2 separate regions of the Homo sapiens genome follow, and region 2 is linked to region 1. Evidence: chromatin loops called from intact Hi-C (ENCODE). Cell type or tissue: Caco-2. All regions are shown on one strand. Links, peaks and the distances in the headings refer to the core of each region. The heading gives the core; the rest is flanking DNA. Region 1 overlaps SMAD5 (SMAD family member 5). Region 2 has its middle 28 kb from the start of SMAD5.

Region 1 (2,925 bases), core at 138-2,637:
ACTTGCCATGAACCATGCATTGTGAAAGGTGCTAGAAACATACAAAGAAGTTTGACACGTGGCCTCTGCCTTAAGTTGCCGATATTGAAGAATGTATTAATCAAATAAAGACATGATGTTCCCTCATTTTTTTGTCCTGCTTAGTGTTTCTTCCCAGTGCTAAGGATCTGAAATCATACTACCACTTTGTTTTTTGAGTGTTACCCTGACTGGAACATAAGCTGTACAGGAACTTGCTTTGTTCACAGCAGTATCCCCAGTAGCTAGAAGAGTGCCTCATTGTAAATACACAACACATATTTATGGAATATTGTGTATGAATGCTGGTGAAGGATTAGAATTTTATAATTAAGGTATTTGTGGAGTATTTTGGGTTGAGATGACTTGTAAGTGTTACCATGATGTGAGAGGAGCGGAATTAGAAATGGGAAATCTAGTGTGAATGATACTCCAGTGGCTTCACCACCACTGCTCCCATCTTTTAAATTTAGGCAATAAGGTTTTATTAATAATTCATCCTGCAGATAGTTGCCATAACAAACCGGGCCCTTTTCATACTGCAATAAAATGTCAAAGTCTCATGCATCAAGTGATCAGGAAGGAAACCCATCCCAGGTAAAGTGTATTGCCTGTTTCTTGAGAAGTTTTGTTTTTACCCCTTGCTGCATTTTGCTTCTTTAACTTGAGGGCATCTTGGTCCAAAATAGGAATAAAAGGTAAATAAATATAATTGTGATAGGATTTCTTATAGAAGTGATTCAAAAAAATCCTGCGGCCAAAAATAAGTTACGAAACAAAGTTTTCATTGTCTTGAGTTTACTGCCAACTTGCCTTAGTTTTTTCAGTGAAGTGCCTCACTTCTAGGCATTGATTTTTTTTTTCTTCCATCACAGTAGAAGTAATTTAAGGGAAATCTATTTTGTGAATTTTGAAATTCTAGAATCAGTTTTTTCTTTTTCCCCAGCATATAGTTCTAGGACCTTTTCTTTCATGGGTTAGTTTTGGGGTGGTGGAGGGATATGTTGGGAAAATACTAGGTGACTAGCTTTAGTTATATAATTTGAATATTTAATGTTAAAACTATTTCCACATATTTATATATTTTTAAAATTTTTATTTTTTTTGCCCTCACATCTTGCAAAGGAACATATATATTTTTAAATATAAAAAAATTTTAAGTAAGATAAATCTGCCATTTCAAAGCTCTTCTTATGACCTGAAATTATATATGTAACTTTGGTTTTTTTTTAGTGTTGCTGTCCTCTTTGTTAGCACAAAGAGTGCAAAAGTCTGTCAAATGACTGTTTATGATAGTTGATAGCACTGAGGATTTATTTGAAAGGACTCATCAAAAGATGATTTGGGGTTTTTTTTTTTTAGCCCTCTCTTTCTCTCATAGAGATGATAAATGATTGTTGGGAAAGGAAAAAGAGAACAACCTAAAAATGGATAACTTAATCTGCTGCCTATTTGAGGCTTCTCTTGTAGATGCAGGCAGACATTAACCTCTTGATTATCTTTGGCAGCAGAAGGCCATCTAGTGGTAACTTCTGTCTAAAGACTGCTGGAAGTTTGCTGTGGATTAATGGGTACTTTTGTTGCACCATACAGTCTATTTGGTTTCATTGTAATGATTCTTTTAGCTGACTCTTGTGATGTTTGTCTTTTTAAGGTGTTCATCTGTACTATGTTGGTGGAGAGGTGTATGCGGAATGCCTCAGTGACAGCAGCATATTTGTACAGAGTAGGAACTGCAACTTTCATCATGGCTTTCATCCCACCACTGTCTGTAAGATTCCCAGCAGCTGCAGCCTCAAAATTTTTAACAATCAGGAGTTTGCTCAGCTTCTGGCTCAATCTGTCAACCATGGGTTTGAGGCAGTATATGAGCTCACCAAAATGTGTACCATTCGGATGAGTTTTGTCAAGGTGAGTTGTGACCTCTAACATAATTTGAGTCACTATAAATGTGTATATTATGACTTTAGGTTATAATTTTTAAAAATTGTTAAATGAAAGTTGATAATTGCTTTTGGCCTGATTTAACAGGTTTTTAAATAAAATTATTGAATTTGTAATTTTAACTACATAATAGATCTAAGATTTCATTTTGTAATCTAGACATTATAAAATGCATGATTGATATTGATTTTGATATTGAATAGGGGCTGAGATTATAAGGAATTTTAGTTAAAAGACTAAATTTCTAGAAAGCATTTGTATTAGTCCATTTTCATGCTGCTAATAGACATACTCAAGACTGGGTAATTTATGAAGAAAAAGAGGTTTAATGAACTCACAGTTCCACGTGGCTGGGGAAGCCTCACAATCATGGCGGAAGGTGAAGGAGGAGCAAAGTCATATCTTACATGGCGGCAGGCAAGAGAGAATGAGAGCCAAATGAAAGGGGAAACCCCTTATAAAACTATCGGATCTTATGAGACTTTATTCACTACTGTGAGAACAGTATGGGGGAAACTGCCCCCATGATTCAGTTATCTCCCACTGGGTCCTTTCCACAACATGTGGGAATTATGGGAGCTACAATTTAAGATGAGATTTGGGTGAGGACACAGCCAAATCATATCAGCATTTAATATTAAAATTGCTATTTGAGTCTCTTAACTTCAACAGTTTTGATTATTATTACTAGATTTCATTAGGGTGACTTGGCAGAATTCTTTAGAATACTAAAATTATTTCATTCCTAGCTAAGTACTGTTATTAAAAGTAATGGCAGAAGCCACAATTACTTTTCCACCAACCTTAATATTAAGGATTTGCAAAGTTCAAAGGAACTTTTCAAGTTTTTCATCTACTCTCTTCACCTGACTGTATTGACATTCCAAAGATTTGTGCTTAAAATCTGAAAAGAATTTTAGTCATGTATTTAAGCAATCTGTACTGTATCTACATATTTAAGCA
Region 2 (2,925 bases), core at 102-2,601, 70 kb before region 1:
CTTGCATATCTTGACTTGGGATTTCCATTTTACTGGGCTGGAGGCTAATCATTCTCTCAAACATCTGGTGTGGTTAGTATCACTCTCCTAACTTTACAGATGAGAAAACAGAGGTTCATAGTGCAAACAGACTCCACAATGTCTTGCTGAATGCACTTGTTGGTTTAGCTACCCCCTGTGAAGCCTCTTAGGAACTCAGGCCACACTGGTGTTCCTCAGCTCTAGCTCCTGAAACCAGCCTGTCTTGGCCTTTGCTGGTATCCTCCTTTTGTTTATTCCTCTTTCGTGGCCTCTTTGCCTCCCTCTTCATCTTGAATATAGGCTCTTCGGTTAATTTTTTTTCTGCCATAGCACACTTCTTTTCTTCTAGGCATTTATGAAGACTTATTGTATTTTCAGATGTGTCTATTTGTGTATTGTCAGTCTTCATCATCATGAAGTCAAAGTTCTTGCCTGTTTGGTTCACTGCTGTGTCCCCAGCACCAGGCTCAGTGCTTCATAAATATCTGTGGAATGATGAATGAAAGGAGAGAAGAAAGGAAGGCCAATGCATCACTTTTATTTGAAGGTTTAAATATAAAACATAAACTGTTTTCCTGGATATTGTATTAATACGATAATGCTTAAACATTAGAATGTTGAAAGAGTTGTGTAGTGTCGATGTAACAATTGTTAATATAAAATAAGAGCTAGTAATTGGAGTTCATTTCAAGGAAAACTGAATTTAATGTTAGGTTGGTTGGTTGTGACACAAATATTCATTGGATCAGAAATTACTCCAAAATGCTACAGGAGTCAACAAGGTCAAAGAATTAGTTCTATACCATGTGGCTCAAAAGCAGCACTTTGGACTGAATGCTACAGGGGCCACACACAAAGCTCAGGCTTCTTTACAGTTCCTGGTGACATGAGATATTAGGGTACAAGTCTGGGCCTGGAGACCTAATCAAGGCCTGATACGGCTCTGCAATGTGGGTCGACTTGCTTCTTTTTTCTGAGCATGTTTCTTCTCCTGCGAAATGGGGGTTAATAGTCCCAACCTGCCTAGTTTAACTCCAGATTAACTCATCCTTCATCAACATGGGATGGTTGGAATCGGATGTAGGGCCTTGTCCTTTGTAAAAGCATAAAACACAAAGTGCTGTTAAGGATTATAGCAATAAGGCACGCACACACAAAACATCTGGGTATCTGTTTGTTCCCTTCTTGCTAATCTGCAGTGGTAATAAGGAATTCCAGGTTAACTCCTAGCTTCTGTTATCAGGCAGAACTTTGGATTGCAGCCTCGTAGCTCCTCCTGAAAATGCATACTTGAGCCAAGAGCAAACCTGTAAGGGCCTCTCAGATACTGCTCACCCCCCGGAAGCTGGATTGCTTTGAATATTTTGCCAAATCTCCTTCCCACTCTTAGAAGAAGATTTGAGTTGAAAGCACATAGAACAGTTGTCTTTGCCTGTCACTTCCCCCTTCCCCGGCTGCAGGATTCCTGTCTCACAACTACCCTCCTACTCCCTTTCTTTTCCTCCGTCCCAGACCCAAACTTGTAGGGGACCTTTTGCCCTGAATTTCAGCAGGAAACACAACTAGCAACCAGATGTCTGACTTTTTCACCCCATTGGCAAGGATCAGCCATCTTCCCTGTAAACTTCCGGCCTTTCCTCTCTGTTAGATCTTTCAGCTTCTTCACGCTCTGTCTCCTTTAGCTCAGATGCATGAAAACCCTCCAGAAGAGAAACAAAAGGTAGCCTGCAAAGTGCCGCAAACGTGCATAGTATTTATATGCTCTACCCAGCAAATTGGTTGTCGGTGGATGTCGGAGGGAATGGGGGTGAGAGGGTAGCAATTCAGCTTTTAGATTCATTTGGTCTATCAGTAAATTCAGATCCAATGAAGAATAGGTGGCTTTGATCAAAGATAAAGATAATGAAAAGAAGTTAATAACTTAAAATAACACACCAAGGGAAAAAAACACAGATTCTGTTACCATCAAAGTGTTTGAGTATGATAAAATAATAGGTAAAGTAGCTTTCTCAACTTCAGGAATAATGAGAGACCCAGATCTTCTTTGACACAGCAGAGACCTTTGGGACTGGGGCAGACCTTAGACCTCATTCAGTTTCTTCACTTTCCAGGTGTAGAAACTGAGGTCCTACCTGAGTGGGAAGGACTTGCCCCAGGTCCCTTGCTTGATGGCAGAGTGGGGTGTCCCAGCTCAAGGGCCTGCCCCTGGCACTGCTTATATCTACCCTGAGACATTTCTGGAGAAGGATGGTGGTCACGGACCTGGGCTTGATCTGCCGACTCTCTGTGCCTCCTGTCTTCCTGCTCTTGGGATGGTTGGCTGGTCCCCCATCTCAGGAATCCACTCTAATCTGCGGCTCTCGGCCATGAAGCAGCAGCAGTGATGGGGCTTTTTTCCTGCGTCCACCAGCCATCTGATACACACCCCAAAGGGGAGAAGCATGAGCCTTTTTTTTTTAACATAAGAAACCTACCAATAAACATCTCCGTTGTCAAGTCAACACTTGTTGACCATCTATAGGCAGTACAGAGGAAGTGTTTCTCAAAGAAATGAATGAAAAACAGGTGGGGAGTCAGTGGAAGCCTTGAAATTTTAAGGAATTATCACTCAATCGCACAAAGTCCTGTATTACCTTATCCCCTTCCTTGCCCGGGCTGACTTTCCCTGCTTACCTCTGTCTTCACTGGTGTAAATCATCATTCCACTAATCCCAGATGTGTAGCTTGGGGCAAGTTTCTGCCCCTCTCTGTGCCCCAGTTTCCTCACCTATGAAGTGAGAATAATAGGGCCAGGTACAGTAGCTCAGTCCTGTAAGCCCAATACTTTGAGAGGCTGAGGTGCGAGGATCACTTGAGCCTAGGAGTTTGAGACCAGCCTGGGCAACAGAGTGAGACCCCATTTCT

The links. Hi-C counts contacts between places; a loop is a spot of excess contacts. Peaks named below come from ENCODE experiments on the same cell type or tissue, not always from the same donor. Only the 100,000 strongest peaks of a DNase experiment are listed, where the experiment ranks them.
Region 2: it touches region 1 in a loop (6-fold over the local background); 3 of 110 quality-filtered maps call a loop at or near these places.

Annotation. Positions count from the first base shown.
Region 1 is chr5:136,172,704-136,175,628 of GRCh38, forward strand. It overlaps SMAD5 (SMAD family member 5), which reads left to right. Exons shown (of 8, transcript NM_005903.7): 7 at 1,673-1,929. Among named protein-coding and RNA genes, the nearest start is that of SMIM32, 19 kb to the right of the region's middle. In Caco-2, for the core only: a CTCF peak has its summit at 1,541 (motif pointing left); no DNase peak of the experiment used is centred there.
Region 2 is chr5:136,103,202-136,106,126 of GRCh38, forward strand. No RefSeq gene overlaps it. Among named protein-coding and RNA genes, the nearest start is that of SMAD5, 28 kb to the right of the region's middle. In Caco-2, for the core only: no CTCF peak of the experiment used is centred there; DNase peaks (open chromatin) are centred at 960 and 1,310.